2 separate regions of the Homo sapiens genome follow, and region 1 is linked to region 2. A link is a loop called in an ENCODE intact Hi-C map of the cell type or tissue named here. Cell type or tissue: mammary epithelial cell. All regions are shown on one strand. Each heading gives the region's core, and the rest is flanking DNA. Links, peaks and the distances in the headings are about the cores only.

Evidence for each region. Hi-C counts contacts between places; a loop is a spot of excess contacts. Peaks named below come from ENCODE experiments on the same cell type or tissue, not always from the same donor. Only the 100,000 strongest peaks of a DNase experiment are listed, where the experiment ranks them.
Region 1: a loop joins it to region 2, with 2.5 times the contacts of the local background. A loop is called at or near these places in 2 of 110 quality-filtered maps.

Annotation. Positions count from the first base shown.
Region 1 is chr14:31,160,986-31,171,612 of GRCh38, reverse strand. HECTD1 (HECT domain E3 ubiquitin protein ligase 1) reads left to right here. Exons shown (of 43, transcript NM_015382.4): 9 at 2,145-2,259; 10 at 3,141-3,315. Among named protein-coding and RNA genes, the nearest start is that of HECTD1, 41 kb to the left of the region's middle. RefSeq lists a silencer at 5,516-5,810. In mammary epithelial cell, for the core only: no CTCF peak of the experiment used is centred there; a DNase peak (open chromatin) is centred at 5,622; H3K27ac peaks cover 1,584 bases.
Region 2 is chr14:31,320,510-31,331,136 of GRCh38, reverse strand. It overlaps HEATR5A (HEAT repeat containing 5A), which reads left to right. Exons shown (of 36, transcript NM_015473.4): 23 at 4,795-4,974; 24 at 7,333-7,572; 25 at 9,457-9,638. It also overlaps the pseudogene ATP5MC1P2. Among named protein-coding and RNA genes, the nearest start is that of HEATR5A, 95 kb to the left of the region's middle. In mammary epithelial cell, for the core only: a CTCF peak has its summit at 4,816; no DNase peak of the experiment used is centred there.

The sequences.
Region 1 (10,627 bases), core at 1,148-9,147, 160 kb after region 2:
TAAATTAGAGATCTCTCCCTGTTAGCATGTAGAGAACTTTTTTATATCTGTATGCATATCCTGTACTACAAGTTTATTCAACTAGTCACCTAGTGTTGAACGTGTGATTGTTTCCAATTTGTTACTCTTGGCAATGAATAACTTTGCCTATATTTTCTCTTGTTTGTATTCATCAATAAAATATTCCTTTTCTTTTTTTTTTGAGACAGGGTTTTGCTCTGTCACCCAGGCTGGAGGGCAGTGGCACAGTAGCGACTCACTGCAGCCTTGAATTCCTGTGTTCAAACGATCTCGTGCCTCAGCCTCCCAAGTGGCTGGGATTATAGGCGTGTGCCATCATGCTTGGCTAGTTTTTGTACTTATAGTAGAGACAGGGTTTTGCCATGTTGGCCAGGCTGGTCTCAAACTCCTAGCCTCAAGTGATCCACCTGCTTTGTCCTCCCAAAGTGCTGGGATTATAGGTGTGAGCCACTGCACCCAGCCAAATACTCTGTTTGTAGAAGAATCACTAGACTCAGACTAGCAAAGGACTTTGGGGAGTTATTTTTACAGTTAGAGAAATTGAGGTCCAAAGAGGTTAAATGGAAAGGTTTACATCAAATGTATGAACTAGGTGTCTGTAATCTGCCAATCGTGAAGTTATTTGGTATAGTACGAGGTTAGTCCACTCTGAAGTTGTGCATGCCTGGATTCGAGTCTCAGCTTATGCACAAAAAAGGCTATATGATCTTGGACAATTTATTAAGTTTGTCTATAAAATAAGTATATATTCTTAGCAAGATTATTGTGAGAATTAGAAAAATATATTGTATAGATTTACTGTAGTAATCAGCATATTGCAGGTGCTCAAATGGTAGCTGCTATTATTGTCATCTTTACACTACAACAACATTTTCAATAACAGGTTCGTAGCTTTCTAGCCTGTGAAGGATGGTCTCTTCAAGCCTGAATTCTATTTGTTTGAATTGGTTAGTTTTTAGAGAGAATGATGCTTCTAAGGGTGACTAATACTGAGTGAGCAAAGAAGGTTTTAGAGTTTCCCTTTCAAGTACTTTTAAAGTCAGCTGTTAGCAAAAAAGTTTTTATTGAGCCATTGTGATTAATTAGTCTGGGTATGAAATTATGAAAGGTTTAAGGTGTTAGTGGGTATAGAGGTGGATATATTGATGACTTTTTATTTTTGAAATAGGGTATTGCTCTGTCTCACAGGCTGGAGTGCAGTGGTACAATGATAGCTCATGTAACCTTGAATTCCTGGGCTCAAGTGATCCTCCTGCCTCAGCCTCCGGAGTCACTATAGAACTATAGGCGTGTGCCACCATACTGGCTAATTTTTATTTTTATTTTGTTATTTATGTATTATTTGTAGAGACGAGCTCTCACCATGTTGCCTAGGCTGATCTTGAACTCCTGGCCTCCAGTGATCCTCCGGTGTAGCCTCCCAAAGTGCTGGGATTATAGGCGTGAGCTACCACACCTGGTTGACTTTTTGGTCTAAAATTTAATTTGACTTAACTTGGTAATTGGCAGTATATAGGAGGCGATGTCATTGATTGCCAGATCATAAATTAAACAGTACCTCTCTTTAAAGAAATTGGGAGGCAGAGTTTGATGGAGAAGGTGACATGTTAAGATGGAATATACTTAATTTGAGATGATGATAAATAACCAAGTACAATTAATTCATAAGTTTTTCAAGTTACGATAGGCTGCTTTGTATTGTTTTTTGAGATGGAGTTTCACTCTTGTAGACCAGGCTGGAGTGCAATGGTTCAAGCGATCTTGGCTCACTGTAACCTCTGCCTCCTGGGTTCAAGCGATTCTCCTGCCTCAGCCTCCCAAGTAGCTGGGATTACAGGCATGCGCCACCACACCCGGCTAATTTTGTATTTTTAGTAGAGACGGGGTTTCTCCAGGTTGGTCAGGCTGGCCTTGAACTTCCGTCCTCAGGTGACCCACCCACCTCGGCCTCCCAAAGTGCTGAGATTACAGAATAGGCTGCTTTTAAGGTACTAAGTGCAAAGGCAGAGATATGGATTGCCACCTGCTTGATTAAGTAATTCTGGAAAATCTTTAGTTTACATAGTTGGATGTCAAAGAAATAAAGTATTGTTATATTCAAATTAAATGCTTTTCTTCTCTAGACTCTGTTACGGCATGGTGCAAATCCAGATCTGAGAGATGAAGATGGGAAAACTCCATTAGATAAAGCTCGAGAAAGGGGCCATAGTGAAGTGGTAGCTATTCTTCAGTCTCCAGGTGAGAGCTACATTCTTTCTTTTGAAGCCATCTACTGTTATTTTTCAGCTTTCACTTCCATAGCTTTCTGTAGACACATTAACCTTATATAAATGAACTATTCCTATGAAGTCAAATAATTATATATGTATATCCTTATATTTAATAAACCTGTTTAACAGCTTAATTTTCTATGTTCTTTGAGATTGTGACTGCCTGATTCCAGAATAACCAAAATCTAAAGTTCAAGGAATATGGGAATGTCAGATAAAGAATACTTTGGTATTGTTTAGATAGGTAGTTTGACCAAAAAAAATTTTTTTTTTTTTTTGAGGTGGAATCTTGCTCTGTCGCCCAGGCTGGAGTGCAATGGCGCTATCTCGGCTCACTGCAAGCTCCGCCTCCCGGGTTTACGTCATTCTTCTGCCTCAGCCTCCCTAGTAGCTGGGACTACAGGCACCCGCCACCGTGCCCAGCTAATTTTTTTTGTATTTTTAGTAGAGACGGGGTTTCACCGTGTTAGCCAGGATGGTCTCGATCTCCTGACCTCGTGATCCGCCCGTCTCGGCCTCCCAAAGTGCTGGGATTACAGGCGTGAGCCACTGCTCCCGGCTGACCAAAGTTTTAAGTTTTCAGAGGGTTGATGAATCCAGAAGCTCTGTGAAATAATTTTTGGAACGAAGTGGAGTATCCAAAATTATCTTCTTAATTTGTTATTGAGCACATTGAAGTTACTAGTGCTCTTTAGTATTCTTATAAGCATCATTGAAACAATGTTCTAATTTCAGTGTATTTGTTAATTAGAGATAATTATTATTTGAAGTTGGATATATCTTAAGGTTTTTTTCCTTGAAAGCAAAAGTTTCCAAAAAAGTATTTCTTTAAAAAATATTTGTCTGTAGGTGATTGGATGTGTCCAGTTAATAAAGGAGATGATAAGAAAAAGAAAGATACAAACAAAGATGAAGAAGAATGTAATGAGCCCAAAGGAGATCCGGAAATGGCACCCATATACTTGAAAAGGTTATTGCCAGTGTTTGCACAAACATTTCAGCAAACTATGCTGCCTTCAATAAGGTAGTTATTCATACTATTTGATGTGTTAGTCAAATTACACCAATTATATGGTTTTATTTATCTCCCTTTTCCAGAAGTATTTGAGGTTTATTTTAATGTTAAAAAGGTGTGGTAAGAATAAAATTTAGATGAGAAGTGGGAAAGCCCTATCTTTTCTTCTGACGATCTGAACGAAGAGAAGTTTTAGAAAAGATTACTAGATTCTTAACAAATTTTAGGTAGCTCTCTGAATATTAAATCTCTGTTTGATAAGTATTGCAACCACTTATTGAGCTTTTTAGAAGCCTGTTGGTAGGGACGGTATGAGATGGCCACTGGAGGAGTTATACAGATAAATGAGATTTGGCTCTTGCTTACTCTTCCCCTTGCGGGCTAGTAAGGATGTATGTGGGTAAAACATAGAGTGGTAAATGGTAGATTAGGCACATATTCAGGGTTCTCTGGGAATATAGATAATTTAACAACTAATTGGGCTGGGCAGATTGGAGACAGTTTTATGCAGAGGTGAGATTTAAATTGTGGTTTAAAGGATACTTAGGAGTTTTCTAGGCAGACAGATTTGGAAGCATGAGTGAAGAACAGTATGTGCAAATGCATGAAGGTATGAATCCATCCATCAGGAACTCCTTGTGGCTCTCCCTCTACAGTGTATCCATAGCTTGCTATTTCTTTTCATCTTTTGCTAGTCAGTACTCTGATCCAAACTACCAAAGGGTTTGACCACTGCAGTAGCCTCCTTAGTTAATCATTCTGCTTTTTCTCTCTTGCTCCTTTACAATGTTTGTACATATTAGGCTGAATTATATATGTAGATGTGTGCGTGTATATATATTTTTAATTAACTAATTTTTGAGACAGGGTATCGCTGTCACCTGGGCTGGAGTGCAGTGGCTGGATCACTGCAGCCTTGACTTCCTGGGCTCCAGTGATTCTCCCACCTTAGCCTCCCGAATAGCTGAGACTACAAGTATGCCACCATGACCAGATTGTACTTTTAGTGTAGATGGGGATGCACCACGTTGCCCAGGCTGGTCTCAAACTCCTGGGCTCAAGTGATCGCCCACCTCAGCCTCCCAAGTGCTGGGATTACAGACATGGGCCACTACACCTGACCATATTTATTTTTAGAGACAGGTCTTGCTCTGTCACCCAAGTTGGAGTGTAGTGGCACAATCATAGCTCACTGTAACCTTGAACTCCTGGGCTCCAGCGATCCCCCACCTCAGCCTCTCAAGTAGCTAGGACTACAGATGTATACCGCCTTGCCTGGCTAATTCTTAAATTTTTTGTAGAGACATGGTGTTGCTCTGTTGCCCAGGCTGGTCTTGAACTCTTAGCCTCAAGGGATTTTTCTGCTTTGGCCTCCCAAAGTGTTGGGATTGTAAGTGTGAGCTTCTGCATGCACCTGTCCTGAGAATTATATACATTTTTTTAAAAATTTTTTTTAGAGACAAAGTCTTGCTCTCTTGTCCAGGCTGGAGTGCAGTGGCACAATCACAGCTTACTGCATACTTGAACTCCTGGGCTCAAGGAATCCTCCCACCTCAGCCTGCTGAGTATCTAGGACTACAGGCATGCACTACCACACCAGCTAATGTTTTCATTTTTTTGTGGAGATGAGGTCTGGCCATCTTGCCCAGGCTGGTCTTTAACTCCAGGGCTCAAGCAATCCTCTGGCCTCAGCTTCCTGAAGTGCTGGAATTACAGGCATGAGCTACCGCACTTGGCTTGAGAATTATATCTTTAAATCGTAATTATATCACACGACTGCCTAGTTTGAACCCTTCATAGCTTCTAATTGGCTTTAACAAAAACTCAGCTCCTTAACCCTTAGGCTTGCAAGTTCTTACATAATCCCAACCCAGCTCTCCAACAGAGTACTACCTAACATTTGGCCCATTACACTTACGCTAGCCTTCTTTCTGTTGTGGAACCCTCCAAGTACATCCTTGCCTTAGGGCTTTTGTACTTGTTTGTCATCTGCTTGAAACTTTCTGTCCCTAGATCTTCTGAATGGGTGTTTGCTTCATACCATTCACCTCTCAGTTCAAATGTTACATCCATTGAAGTCTGTCTCCCTGATTTAAATTTACCCCGTTACACTTTTTATATCAATAATGTTTTACTGACTTTACAAAGCTTATGCTATCTTGGCTGGGTGCGGTGGCTCACGCCTGTTATCCCAGCACTTTGGGAGGCCGAGGCAGGTGGATCACTTGAGGCCAGGAGTTTGAGACCAGCCTGGCTAACGTGGCGAAACCCTGTCTCTATGAAAAATAAAAAAATTAGCTGGGTATGGTAGCACTTGGCTGTAGTCCCAGCTACTCGGGAGGGTGAGTCAGGAGAATTGCTTGAACCCATGAGGCGGAGGTTGCAGTGAGCCAAGATTGCGCCACTGCATTCCAGCCTAGGCAACAGAGCAAGACTCCATCTAAAAAAAAAAAGGTTTCACTCTCTGAAATACTGGTTTTTGGGGGGTTTTGTTTGTTTTATTGTCTTGTCTCTTTAAAGTAAGCACCACGAGAGCTGGTCTTATGTACTGCTATATTCCTACAAAGGCAAGGAGATACAGAATAGGGCCTGATCCTTAGGTCCTCAGTAGATATTTACTGAATGATTGAATGAGTGTGTTTTGTTAGCAGTTGCAAGTATTTCAATATTAATGGAGTACAGGATACATTTGGAAAGCTCCGAGAATAATGTTAAGAAAGTAGAGAGGAGCTTTTTATAACCTATGATGGCTTTTGTAGGCCATGTGAAAGAGCGTGGACTCTACCTCACATTTAAGAAGGATTATTAAAGACCTGTAAGGAAAATTTGACACATCTGGATTTCTGTTGATCAAGATCACTTTGACACCCTGGCAGAGAGAAGAACTGGAGGAAGGAGAGAATAGAAACAGACAAGTGTTGATTGAGATAGGAACTTCAGGGCAACTGGATTAGTGAGAACAAATTTAAGAGTTTGGCAGATGGGTTGTATAGGGATTGGTGACCAGTTAGATGGTGGATTGAAGGAAGAAAGGGTGAAAGATGACTGCAGGTTTTTGGCTGAGTAGGAATCTGATTTTGGTCGTTTTCAGTTCAGGAGGTCTGTAGAGCAGGCAGTTTTATAAGATTCAAGTACCTCAAATACCAGTATTATGAGCTGACATTAAAATACAAGCAGTCTGCTTTAAATAGGAGAGAACTGGCCGCAAAATAATTCACTGTGAACATTTAATAGCTTGGTTTTTAATTCTTCCCCAAATAGCTACAGAGGTGTAGGTGTTAGTGGGGTCACTTTTTTTTTTTTTTTTAATTACACAAGACTTGAATCATCTTAAATGAGCAAGTTCAGTTTTGAACAAGATAATTTGGTCTGAAAATTTTAGAGGACCATCTGTTATGCCAGTGCAAGAATCATTCTGGAGTATAAGTGCTTCATGATAAGGCCATCAGAAAATTATAAAGTATGCTACCATGTAACAGAGTTCCCTTATTGGATGGTTATTTTCTTTTATCATTTTAAATGTTTGGAGATATTAGTGTTAGAAAATTTGATGCTAAATTTTCCCAGGTAGTTATTAGCAGACACATTTAATTGTAGCTAGGAAAATAATATATGTCTTAGTTTAAGAACTCATACTCTGGAATCAACTCATTGCACTTTCCTATATGTTTGGCCATGGGCAAAGCACATAACCTCTTAATCAATTGGCTCGTCTCCAAGGTGAGGATAGTTATACTTAATCCTCTTTAGGAGTGAGAATAAAAATTAAATATGTGTGTAGCATAGTGTCTACAATGTTAGAGGTATTTGAAAAGTGATAGTTTATTTTTTGGAATTATTTAGCATTATTAAAAACAAGGGGGAGCACACGGTGGCACGTTTCTGGTCCCAGCTACTTGGGAAGCTGAGGTAGTAGGATCGCTTGAGACCAGCTTAGGCAACATAATGTGACCCTGTCTCGAAAAAACAAGGTGGATTGGTTACAACCTGATATTTTACCAGTTTTTTTGAAGTTTTATCAGATAAGTAAACATAACACTGATTCAGACAGTTAAGAGTGTCCATGTATATTGACATTAGCTATTACCTGTGTAGGCCTGTGCACAGTATCTGTTCAGGAAATAAAAGGCAGACAGCAGATCAGTGAAGGCTTCAAAACAGAGATTGGTAGTATCAGTGGTGGAGTAGTTTGTAAAAGCCTGGTTATTTTCTCTGTAAGATAATTAGACTGAGTACTTCTCCACTTTGTTTTAGAAGAAAGCTACATAGAATTTTGAACAGGTCTGATAAGTAAACATCTTAGGAGTTAGTATAAATAACTGGACAAAGATTGAGTCTCCTTTGCAGCAAACTAGATCTTTATGAGGACCTTTTGAAAAAAAAATTTTTTTTTTGAGACAGAGTCTTGCTCTGTCACCCAGGCTGCAGTGAAGTGGCGTGATCTTGGCTTACTGCAGCCTCCGCCTCCTGGGTTCAAGTGATTATCCTGCCTCAGCCTCCCAGGGGTTTACAGGGATTACAGGCACGCACCACCATGCCCGGCTAATTTTTGTAGTTTTAGTAGAGACGGGGTTTTGCCATGTTGGCCAGCCTGGCCTTAAACTCCTGACCTCAAGTGATCCGCCTGCCTCTGCCTCCTAAAGTGCTGGGATTACAGGAGTGAGCCACTGCGCCTGGCCCTTTAAAAATTAAAAAAAAAGGTTTTAGCTACAGGGTCTCACTGTCGCACAGGCTGGAGTATAGTGGAGTGCTCATAGCTTACGGCAACTTCAAACTCCTGGGCTCAAGGGATTTTCCCAACTCAGCCTCCCAACCACTTGCGACCACAGTTGTGCACCACCACGCCCAGCTAATTCTTTGGGGGAGGAAAGGGGCTCACTCTGTCACCTAGGCTAGAGTGCAGTGGCACAATCTTGGCTCACTGCAGGCTCTGCCTCCCAGGCTCAAGTGATCCTCTCACCTTAGTCTCCCAAGTAGCTGAGACTACAGATGCATGCCACCATGCCTGGCTAAACACCTGGCTAATTAAAATAGTTTTTTTTTTTTTGTAGAGATGAAGTCTTGCTGTGTTGCCCAGACTGGTCTCAAACTCCTGGGCTCAAGCGATCTTCCGACGTCAGCCTCCCAAAGTGTTGGGTTTACAGGCGTGAGCCACCGTGTGTGGTCTGGTTTTCTTTTCTTGCTTTCCGTGTGTGTGTGTGCGCATGTGTGCGTGTGTGTGTGTGTGCGTGTGTGTGTGTGTGTGTCAGGATCTTACCCTGCTGCTCAGGCTGGAGTGCAGTGGCGTGATCTCAGCTCACTGCAGCCTCAGCCTCCTGGGCTCAAGCAGTTCTCTAGCCTCCCAAGTTGCTGATACTACAGGCGAGCACCACCACACCTGACTAATTTTTTTATTTTTTTGTGTGTAAACAAGGTCTTACTATGTTGCCCAGACTGGTCTTGAACTCTTAAGCTCTAGTGATCCTCCCAAAGTGCTAGGTTTACAGGTGTGAGCCACTGCGACTGGCCCAATTTTTTTTTTAAAACAATTTGAGAGAAAAAAGTAGACTTGGTGGGATATAGTGGGAAATTGTTCTTGGGTGAAAACATTAAATAATCTAAAGACATAAATTCTTCTAAAATTAATTTGTAGGTTATGCAGTTCTAAAGGAAATAACTACAGAATTTGTTTTAGAACTTGACAGATCCCAAAGTTCATCTGGAAGAATAAATAGGTGAGATTATTAAAGAAAAATCTGAAATGTTAGTGTAACCCTTTAGCAATGAAATTTTTATGATAACTAGCAGAGTAGTGTGTAAATCAATGGAATAAAATAGTCCCCCCAATAGAGCCAGTTATATATAGGTATTGAATGTATTATAATGGATGTTTCTCAGATCATTCAGGGGAGGGGGTACTATTTATTAAGTGGTACTGGAGTATCTGCTTTGTAGTTTGATTTTAAAAATCACCCTAATCTTTTATCTTATATTTTAAATCTAAACAAATTCTAAGACTTAAAAACTAAAATATTAGGAAAACAAAAAGATAAGATACTTTTTTTCCCTATCCTCCAAAACTTTTTTTTTTTTTTTTGAGACAGTCTTGCTCTGTCACTCAGGTTGGAGTGCAGTAGCATGATCTTGGCTCACTGCAAACCTCTGACTCCCAGGTTCAAGCGATTCTCGTGCCTCAGCCTCCCGAGGAGCTGGGATTAAGGACATGCACCACCATGCCCAGCTAATTTTTGTATTTTGTTAGTAGAGACAGGGTTTCACCATATTGGCCAGGCTGGTCTTGAACTCCTGGCCTCATGTGATCCACCCTTCTCAGCCTCCCAAAGTGTTGGAATTACAGGTGTGAGCCCCTCCAGAACCTCTGAGCAAAAGAAAATATACTTGAATGTTTATCAGACCTTGATAGGAAGAATGGCTTTTTCTTTTTCTTTTTTTTTTTGAGACAGAGTCCTGCTCTGTTGCACAGGCTGGAGTGAAGTGGCGCCATCTCAGCTCCTGAGTAGCTGGGATTACAGGCACACACCACCATGCCCGGCTAATTTTTTTGTGTTTTTAGTAAAAATGGGGTTTTGCCATGTTGGCTGGGCTGGTCTCGAACTCCTCATCTCGGGTGATCTGCCTGCCTTGGCCTCCCAAAGTGCTGGGATTACAGGCGTGATCCACCACACCCAGCCTGGCTTTTTGTTTTTCTTTTTCCTTTCTTTCTTTCTTTTTTTTCTTTTTTTTTTTCTTTTTTTTTGAGACGGGGTGTTGCTGTGTCACCCAGACTGGAGTGCATAGTATGATCACAGCTCACTGCAACCTTGAATTCCATGGCACAGTGTATCCTCTTGCCTCAGCCTCTTGAGTAGCTAGAACTGCAGGCACACACCACCAGGTCCAGCTAATTTTTATTTTTAGAGATAGTTTTGCTTTGCTGCCCAAGGCTGGTCTTGAACTCCCGGGCTTAAGCAGTTCCCCTGCCTTGACCTCCCAAACTGCGGGATTACAGGCGTGAGCCACTATGCCTGGCTTACTTTAGAAACCTATTTGCATTAGCCAAATGTGTCCTTTTAAATTTATTTTATGTAAAAAACATAAAACTACTACATAACAGAAACAATATTACCTGCAGCCACAAATGTCTCAGAATAGAAACTTTTAATCTAAAAAAATTTGCCAGCAGGTGGGTATTTGTTAGCAAATATGACAAAGGGATACTGTCTTTATTATATACAAAGGGTATTTACAAATTGATCGTAAAAATTTCAGAGCCATTTGAGTAAATTAGTCAATGAAATTAAGGCACAGTGTTCAAGAGGAAACACGGCAAAAAATTAATATG
Region 2 (10,627 bases), core at 1,817-9,816:
AAAACCCATCTCTACTAAAAATACAAAACTTAGCCATGCGTGGTGGTGGCACCTGTAACCCCAGCTACTGGGGAGGCTGAGGCAGGAGAATCGTTTGAACCCAGGAGGCAGAGGCTGCAGTGAGTTGAGGTTGCGCCACTGCACTCCAGCCTGGGCGACAAAGTGAGACTCTGTCTCAAAAAAAAAAAAAAAAAAAGGTGAGGGAAGCAGAGCATATAAAAGTTTGGAAAATTTGCAGCCTGAGGATGTGATAGAAAAGAAAACCCCATTTTCTGGGGAGAAATTCAAGCGCACTGCAGAAATTTTCACAAGTAACAAGGAGTCAAATGTTAATCTTTCTTTTTTTGAGACAGAGTCTCACTCTGTCGCCCAGGCTGGAGCACAGTGGCGCAATCTTGGCTCACTGCAAGCTCTGCCTCCTGGGTTCATGCTATTCTCCTGCCTCAGCCTCCCGAATAGCTGGGACTACAGGCACCTGCCACCACACCCAGTTAATTTGTTGTATTTTTTAGTAGAGACAGGGTTTCACTACTTGTTAGCCAGGATGGTCTCGATCTTTTGACCTCGTGATCCACCCACCTCGGCCTCCCAAAGTGCTGGGATTACAGGTGTGAGCTACCGGCGCTGGCCTCGAATGTTAATCTTTTTGCCAAGACAATGAAGAAAATGTCTCCAGGGCATGTCAAAGACCTCAACAACAGCCCCTCCCAGAGGCCTAGGAGGGAAAAATGGTTTTATGGGTCAGACCCAGGGTCCCCGTGCTCTGTGCAGCCTTGGGAATTGTTGCCTTGTGTTCCAGCTGTTCCAGCCATGGCTAAAAGGGACCAAGGTACAGCTCAGGCCATTGCTTCAGAGAGTGCAAGCCCCAAACCTTGGCAGCTTCTACATGGTGTTGGGCCTGCTGGTGCACAGAATTCAAGAACTGAGGTTTGGGAACTTCCACCTAGATTTCTGAGGATGCATGGAAATGCCCAGATGTCCAGGCAGAAGTCTGCTGCAGGGGTGAAGCCCTCATGGAGAACCTCTGCTAGGGCAGTGCAAAGGGAAAATGAAGGGTCAGAGCCCCCACACAGAGTCCCCACTGAGGCACTGCCTAGTGGAGCTGTAAGAAGAGGACCACTGTCAAGGCCGGGCATGATGGCTCACGCCCATAATCCCAGCACTTTGGGAGGCCAAGGCGGGTGGATCACGAGGTCAGGAGTTCAAGACCAGCTTGGGCAACATGGTGAAACCCCATCTCTACTAAAAATAGAAAAATTAGCCAGGCATGGTGGTGCATGCCTGTAATCCCAGCTACTCAGGAGGCTGAGGCAGGAGAATCACATGAACCTAGGAGGTGGAGGTTGCGGTGAGCCGAGACCATGCCATTGCACTCTAGACTGGATGACAGAGCGAGACTCCATCTCAAAAAAATAAGAAAAGAAGAGGGTCTCTAGACCCCAGAGTGGTAGATCCACTGACAGCTTACACTGTGCGCCTGAAAAAGCCACATATACTCAACGCCAGCTGTGAAAGTAGGTGGGGCAGGGGGCTATACCCTGCAAAGCCACAGGGTGGAGCTGCCCAAGGCTGTAGGAGCCCACCTCTTGCATCAGTGTTCCCTGGATATGAGACATGGAATCAAAGGAGATCACTTCGGAGCTTTCAGATTTTATGACTGCCCCACTGGATTTTGGACTTGCGTGGGGACTGCAGCCCAATTTCTCCCATTTGGGACAAGAGTATTTACCCAATGCCTGTACCCCCATTGTATCTAGGAAGTAACTAACTTGCTTTTGATTTTACAGGCTCATAGGCCTTGTCTCAGATGAGACTTTGGACTATGGACTTTTGAGTTAATGCTGAAATGAATTAAGACTTTGGGAGACTGTTGGGAAGGCATGATTGGTTTTGAAATGTGGACATAAGACTTGGGAGGGGCCAGGGGTGGAATGATATGGCTTGGCTTTGTGTCACCACCCAAGTCTCATTTTCAATTAGAATCCCCAGTTGTTGAAGGAGGTACCTGGTGGGAGGTAAATGGATCATGGGGACAGTTTCCCCCATGCTGTTCTCGTGATAGTGAGTTCTCACAAGATCTGATGGTTTTATAAGGGGCTCTTCCCCCTTTGCCTCCTTCACATGCTCTCTTTTGCTTGCTGCCATGTAAGACATGCGTCTTCCCCTTCCACCATGATTGTATGTTTCCTGAGGCTTCCCCAATCATGTGGAACTGTGAGTCAATGAAACCTCTTTTTTTTTTTTTTCCTTTTCTTTCAAGACAGAGTCTCACTCCGTCTCCCAGGCTGGAGTGCAATGGTGCAACCTTGGCCTACTGCAAGCTCCGCCTCCTGGGTTCAAGCGATTCTCCTGCCTCAGCTGCCCAAGTAGCTAGGATTACAGGCACCTGCCACCATGCCTGGCTAATTTTTTGTATTTTTAGTGAGATGGGGTTTCACCATGTTGGCCAGGCTAGTCTCAAACTCCTGACCTCAGGTGATCCACCTGCCTCAGCCTCCCAAAGTGCTGGGATTATGGGCGTGAGCCACTGTGCCTGGACTGAAACCTCTTTTTTAAATAAATTACCCAGTCTTGGGTATGTCTTTATAGCAGTATGAAAATGGACTAATGCAAAGGACATACCCATACATGATCACACACCTAAGAAAATCAATATTGATTTGCAGCCCTCACACACATTTCCCTAGTCATCCAAAAAATGTCCTTTATGATTCCTCTCCCCTCACTGCCACCTAAATCTAAGATCCAGTCATGACTCACATTACCTTAGCTATTATATCTTGTTAGATCCCTAATCTGAAACATTTCTATCACCTCCTTCTAATATTTAAAAGATAATTTCTCTTTTAAAATAGTCTAGTACCAACAAAACAAAACACCCACAAAGGCCAGGCACAGTGGCTAACTCCTACAATCCCAACACTTTGGGAGGCTGAGGCGGGTGGATCTGAGGTCAGGAGTTCGAGACCAGCCTGGCCAACATGGTGAAACCTCGTCTCTACAAGGTAATAAAAAAAAAAATTAGCTGGGCATGGTAGCACATGCCTGTAATCCCAGCTACTGGAGAGGCTGAGGCAGGAGAATCGCTTGAACTCAGGAGGCAGAGATTGCAGTGAGATTGTGCCACTGTACTCCAACCTGGGCGACAGAGCGAGACTCTGTCTCCAAAACAATAAATAAATAGAATAGTCTACTAATAATATAACCTTTCAAATCTACATGCTTTCATAAATGCTAGATGAGTTAACTCTTCAAGAGAAAATGTATTTGTCCTTTTGGCATTTTCAGAATTAAAGGTAATAGTAGATGCTAGATCAAGGCTAGTATTTCCCCTTTGAGGTATTACTTTGTAGTGAGAATATTGTATAGTGATATATGTTTATTCAGTAGTCCACAATAGCTTAGTTGTAGTAATTAAACAGTGTTCTCCATATAGTGTTTGTTTTCTGTTTGAGCTTTACTCTCACGTTAATATATTTTAAAGCTTTATACCAGAATAAGGAAAACTTAATTATGTTTTTTTAAAACTAGAAAATAATTATACTGGGCCAGGCGTGGTGGCTCATGCCTATAATCCTAGCACTTTGGGAGGCCTAGGCATGTGGATCACCTAAGGTCAGGAGTTCGGGACCAGCCTGGCCACTGTTGAAACCCGTCTCTACTAAAAATACAAAAATTAGCAGGGCGTGGTGGTGGTCGCCTCTAGTCCCAGCTACTCAGCAGGCTGAGACAGGAGAATTGCTTGAACTCAGGAGGCGGAGGTTGCAGTGAGCCAAGATTATGCCACTGCACTCCAGCCTGGGCAACAGAGCAAGACTCGGTCTCAAAAAAAAAAAAAAAAAAAAAAAAAGTGCCACTGGAGGCTGGGCACTGTGGCTCAACGCCTATAATCCCAGCACTTTGGGAGGTTAAGGTGGGTGGATCACTTGAGGTCAGGAGTTCAAGACCAGCCTGACCAACATGGTGAAACCCCGTCTCTACTAAAAATACAAAAATTAGCCAGACATGGTGGCAGGCACCTGTAGTCCCAGCTACTTAGGAGACTGAGGCAGGAGAACCAATTCAACCCGGGAGGCAGAGGTTGCAGTGAGCCGAGATTGCACCACTTCACTCCATCTTGGGTGACAGAGTGAGACTCTGTCTCAAAAGGAAAAAAAAAAAATTAAGCACTGAATAAAATTTGTAAGTATTGAGCTGGGTTCAGTGGCTCACACCTGTAATCTCAGCACTTTGGGAGGCTGAGATGGGTGGATCGCCTCAGGTCAGGAATTTGAGACCAGCCTGGGCAACGTAGTGAAACCCCATCTCTACTAAAAATAAAAAAAAATTAGCTGGGCGTGGTGGCGGGTGCCTGTAATTCTAGCTACTAGGGAGGCTGAGGCAGGAGAATTGCTTGAACCTGGGAGGCGGAGGTTGCAGTGAGCCAAGATCGTGCCATTGCACTCTAGCCTGGGCAACAAGAGTGAAATTCTGTCTCGAATAAAGAAAAAAAAATTTTGTAAGTATTGGACACTAATTGGGTAAAACTTTTTACCTGATTAAGAAAACATATTAATAATAACATATGAATACTTTTTTTCAGTGACATTACATAAAATACTGCTATATAGGATCATAAATCCCAAAATTCAAGTGTGAACTAAAATGGATCTCAGTAGATTAAAGCACAGTATTTGGGCTAGTTCTTTAAGATGTATTTTTATCTACTATTTGAATAACTACTGAATGTGTGAGCTTCTGATATGGTAGTTTTGTTTTCTGTATTACTTAGATAATTGATTTTCTTCTTGTCAGATGCTAACATCAGAGAAGTTGGCCTTGAGGGGGCATTGTTGATCTTACTAGACAAGGAGACAGATGAGAGATTATGCCATGATATCAAAGAGACTTTAAATTATATGCTTACATCTATGGCAGTGGAAAAACTCTCCCTGTGGTTAAAGCTTTGTAAAGATGTACTTGCTGCATCAGCTGGTAAGTATTGGACATTATCAGTTAAAATAATAAAATTGAAATTTGAAACTTTACATAAAATTGTTTACCACTGAGAATTCATCAGTCTTGTCTAACTAGCTGGATTCTGACTGTCTGATTGTTGCTTTTCTTCAAATGAAGATTGTATTTCTAGTGTTTTAGAATTCTCTGTAATTTGAACAATATAAATCCAATACTTAAGCCTGCTCTTTTTCCCTTTGGCTGTCTTAGATGACTTTCCTATATAAAACAAATTAAAAAGTAAAGTTATTGTTTATGCCCTAAAAGGTGTGACTTGATGTATATTGTTCCCATCATTTCTTTTCATACATACAACAAATATTTGAGACCAGGTGTGGTGGCTTACCCCTATAATCCCAGCACTTTGGGAGGCTGAGGCAGGCAGATTGCTCAAGTCCAGGAGTTTGAGACCAGCCTGGGCAACGTGGCAAAACACCATCTCTACAAAAAAAAATTTTTTTTTTAATTAGCTGGGCCTGGTGGCTCACACCTGTAGTCCCAGCTGCTCGGGAAGCTAAGATGGGAGGATTGCTTGAGCCCGAGAGGCAGAGGTTGCAGTGAGCCAAGATCACACCACTGCACTCCAGCCTGGGCAACAGAGTGAAACCCTGTCTCTACATACATACATACATACATACATACATACATACATACATATGTTCATACATACCCACCCCACCCCTCGCACCGTATGAAATTACTTAGTCACCATAAGAGAAAGTTATACAAAGTTATGACATTTTGAGCAAGCCAGTTTCACTACATACAATAATGTTAATTTCAAGTAGTATTAGAAAACTGTTATTACCCTAATGTCTTTAGTAATACAAGATAATTGTTCATGAGAAAGTATATTCAAATCTTTAAAATTTGTATCCTTGGAGTAAGAGAGAAAATAAATGAGAGGAAGAGAGAAGAGAAAAACCAGTTATTTTCCAAGAACTGTATATAATTTATCTGATTTAAGCCTTTAACCCATTCTATGCATAGACAATTTTATTCTGTTTTATAGAAGAGAAAATAGGCTTGGAGAGGTAACCTGCCTGAAGACATAGACAGATTCAGTCCTACGCCTACACAACTTTTAAAATCCACAAGCCTTCCACTGTACTTCAGTGCTCCCAACTCAGTTGCCCAAGCCTTAGAATTTAATGTAGCTCTCATGTCTGAATTGTGTGATAGGAGAAAAGTTAACACCAAATTCCTGGAATGTTTTGTATTCTCTGCTCTGACTATCTTGATTCTTATTGGTCCCTCTTCCAATGGTTTACACTGGCTGTTTCAACTATTACGCTTTACATATTTTATTTTTCTAATTTTCTCTTCTGTTCCCCACTACTCAAGAAATTGCAAGGACTTCTTTAAAAGAAAATGTCGCCTGAGCCCAGGTGTTCGAGGCTGCAGTGAGCCATGATTGTGTAACAGAGCAAGATCTTGTCTCAAAAAAAAAAAAAAAAAGAAAATACATGTGTGCATAGACTGATTACATTTTCCTGGTGTCTCAATTATCTTTTTTAAATTTTGCATTCATACTCCCTGAGCTTGCTCAATTTTATCTTGCCATTAATTCTTCATCTTCTGAGGTTTGGCTCCATACCTTCTCAGGAAAACACCTTCCAGGCTCTGTTAACTTGACCATAACTTTATTTGTGACATGTTTGGTATTCTAACGTGCAAAAAAATATTGACATACGGGATAATATAAGAAAAGCAGTTTGGTTTGTTTCATAGCATTAGTTCCATTTTCAGTTGTTAAACAGTTTGTAAGTGTAACAGTTAATAAGTAGAGGAGATAATTCACTACTCAGTGACCAGCTATCATTACACCTTTGATACTGTAATGGTAGCAATGAGTCTATCCTAAGAAAAATATTTTCAGACAATTTCAGTAGATTCAGGAACCTCCTGAAATCCATGCAAGGCTCCAGTGTTAAAACAGCCTTCCCAATGTATCCCACCCACACCCGAGAATTTTGAGTCTCCTTAAGTACATCCATCTACTTGCAGGGGATTGATAATTATTTCAGTATCTACTATTGTGTTTGTTTGTTTTTTTAAATATTTTTTATTGTGTTTGTTTTTTACTTTGAGTATAATTTAACAGCTTGGTCATTTTGACCTGGAACAGTTCTTAACAGCATCTCCTTTAGACAGCTGTTTAGTTGTATGTAGTTATTAGACCTAATTATTTGATGTTATTAAAAAGATGATTGATCAGTAGCAATTGATAGTTGAGCAATTCTAGTCTGAATTTGAAGTCATTTTTTTGTTCCTTTTGATATATATATATATATCTTTCAGTTGATTATAATTACATATGTTCTCCTTTAATAAAAGATTTTACAGCTGTAACTTGTGTGGATACAATGCAAGAAGAAGAAGGAGATAAAGGGGATGATGCCTCAGTCCTGACCACCAGACGTGATGAAAAATCCCATCCTTTTACCAATCCCCGATGGGCTACTAGAGTCTTTGCTGCTGAATGTGTCTGTAGGATAATTAACCAATGTGAGAATGCTAACAGTGCACATTTTGACATTGCTTTAGCACAAGAAATGAAAAAAAGAGATTCAAGAAGTAAGTGACATAGTGATGAAAACACCAAATGATATGTGTAAAAATGCTGTCTGCTTATGGTTTTAATATTTAAAATATTAAAATATTTTTTTAAAATGAAACTAGCCAGACACAGTGGCTCATACCTGTAATCCTAACACTTTGGGAGGCTGAGGCAGGAGGATCACTTGAGCCCAGGAGTTTGAAACCAGCCTGGGCAACAATGAAACATTGTCTCTATTAAAAAAATTTTTTTAATTAGCAAGGCATGGTGGCATGCACCTATAGTTCCAGCTACTGGGGAGGCTGAGGCAGGAATATCACTTGAGCCCAGGAGTTTGAGCTTGCAGTGAGCCGTGTTCACATCACTTCATGTTTAAATACATTTTTAATGGTTAAGCTTCTTATATTGGCATTCACTTTAATGAGCAGGTGCAATGCATTAAGTTTATAGAAAATAATTGGTTCTTGGGAAATAGTATGAACATTTACTAGTTCTCAAAAATTATTTCCTGGTTTGTAACTTGGGCCAGTTTTTGCTTACAGATTATTTTAGTATCATAGATATTAACTAAAAAACATTTGAGCCTTTCTCAGTGTTAAGTAAACCTGATTGTAAGACCATTTTGACCACCTCTTACTGTTTAACTGTATTATTTTTACCTATTTATGTTTGCCTTTATGGTTTGATGTCTGATTTTTTAAATTCACTTAAGCTCATATGTTCAAAGACACAATACATATTTGTGTTTTTTTTTTTTTTTTTTTAGACAGCATTTCACTCTGTCACCCAGGCTGGAGTGCAGTGGCATGATCACAGCTCACTGTAACCTCAACCTTCCAGGCTCAAGCAATCCTCCCACCCCAGCCTCCCGAGTAGCTGGGACAACAGGCATATACCACCATCCCCATCTAATTTTTTAATTTTTCTGTAGAAGTGAGATCTTATTATGTTGCCCAGGCTGTCTCAAACTTCTGGGCTTAAGTGACTCTCCCACCTCAGCCTCCCAAAGTGCTGGGATTACAGGCATTAGCCACCACACCTGTCCACAGTGCATATTTCTAAATTCCTTAGAAGTATTCTTTACCAGACAAAAGAATTACAAAGCAAAATGTTGCTGTTGCCAGTCTGAGTATGAATTAGGTATCTCTGGTTTAATTATTTTTAAGTATGCATTTATTGAGTCTCTTGTGATGAGCACTTTGCTAGATACTTTACAGTTACAAAATTTACATACTGTAGATACTTAACTGATTCCTGTGCTCTCAGTTAAAGTTGTAGTTGGCATTTACTAAGACGTGATTTCTTCTGTTAAATGATTTTCTTATATCTCTCCACAGGAGATATGTTATACCAAACAATGTGTTGTAGGAATGAAAGGAATTACCATTTATCATTTCTACGACTAGAAATGTTTTTTATACTCCCACCATTTGTATGTTTGGCAGTATATGTAAAAATAAGATATTGTCGTTCATAGAAAGAGCCGCATAAAACTTTTTTTTAAAGGAACATTATGTCTTAGCTTCAACCTGACATAAAGAAAATAAATTTCTGCTTAATTAGTCAAAGCCCAAAGTCTCCTCCATACCAACTAATGTACTTTTATCATAAAAGCTGAACAAAATTTTATTGAAGATACTATTAGGACACTTAAAAAATGCTAATTCTGCCCTGAGTAGCTGGATATACTTACTAGCTTTGGGACAGTTTTCTTGTGTGTATTTGCAGTGTACATTAAATCCAGCTTTAAAGTCTCTATTTAACAAACAGCAAAAACAGTATATCAAGTCAGAGGTACTTAAAGGAGGAAAAATTATCACTTAATGTAAGTCTTAGTTCCAGCACATTTTTTTGATATTTTCTAATCTTTTTTTCTCCCAATATGTTTTTTAATCTTATAGATGACTTTTTGGTACTGCATCTTGCTGACTTAATTCGCATGGCTTTTATGGCTGCCACAGATCACAGTGACCAGCTCCGTCTTTCTGGCCTTGAAATGCTGTTAGTTGTTATTCGGCGATTTGCAACTGTTCCAGAACCAGAGTTTCCAGGTCATGTGATTCTGGAACAGTATCAAGCCAATGTAAGCACTTTCTTTTAGAGAATTTTATTATTAAACACACAGATAAAAAGTCTATGAGGCCAGGCATGGTGGCTCATGCCTGTAATCCCAGCACTTCGGGAGGCCAAGGCGGGTAGGTAGCTTTGAGCCCAGGAGTTCAAGACCGGGCAGCATGACGAAACCCCATCTCTACCAAAAATACAAAACTAGCTGGCATGGTGGAGTGCACCGGTAGTCTCAGGCTGAGGTGGGAGAATCACTTGAGCCTGGGAGACGGAGGTTGCAGTGAGCCGAGATTGTGCCACTGCACTCCAGCCTAGGTGACAGATCCAGACCCTGTCTCAAAAAAAAAAGTCTGAAACTGTCTGAGGATGGGAAAGTTAAAAAAGAGGAAGAAGAAAGGGGGAAAGAGAAAGGAAGAGAGGAAGGAAGGGAGCAAGGGAGGGAGGGAAGAAAGGGGGGAGGATCTGTCTATGAACCGAATTGGGATATCACCTCGTAAATGAGTAGGTATCTCTGCTAACGTATCACCAGTATATTCCATATATAGAAAGTACATGTGTTTGAAGAAGAAATCTTTCAGCTAATATTTTATAAAGCTTCAAGTAAAAGCAAAGTACATAAAACATGTCTTTTGGGCAGGGCAGTATGCCTGTAGTCCCAGCTCCTTAGAAGGCTGAGGCAGGAAGATCACTTGAGCCCAGAAGTTCAAGTCCAGTCTGGGCATCATAGGGAGACCTCCATCTCCAGAGAGGGGGAAAAAAAATGGCCCTGTTAAAGAAAACAAAAATAAAAAAACAAGTGTTTTGTAACTTTAAAGGTTGATTTTCCGGGTGGGGGAAGCTGAGTGCTGAGACCAAGGGCTAAAGCTGGGAGACTGAAAAAATGCAGACCACCGGGGTATTACTCATTTCTCCAGCTCTGATCTGCTGTTGTACCAGGGGTCTAATCAGGCCTGTGTCTGCCTTCTCCTTGAATAGCCCAGAGAATTCATCTAAACAGCCTTCCTA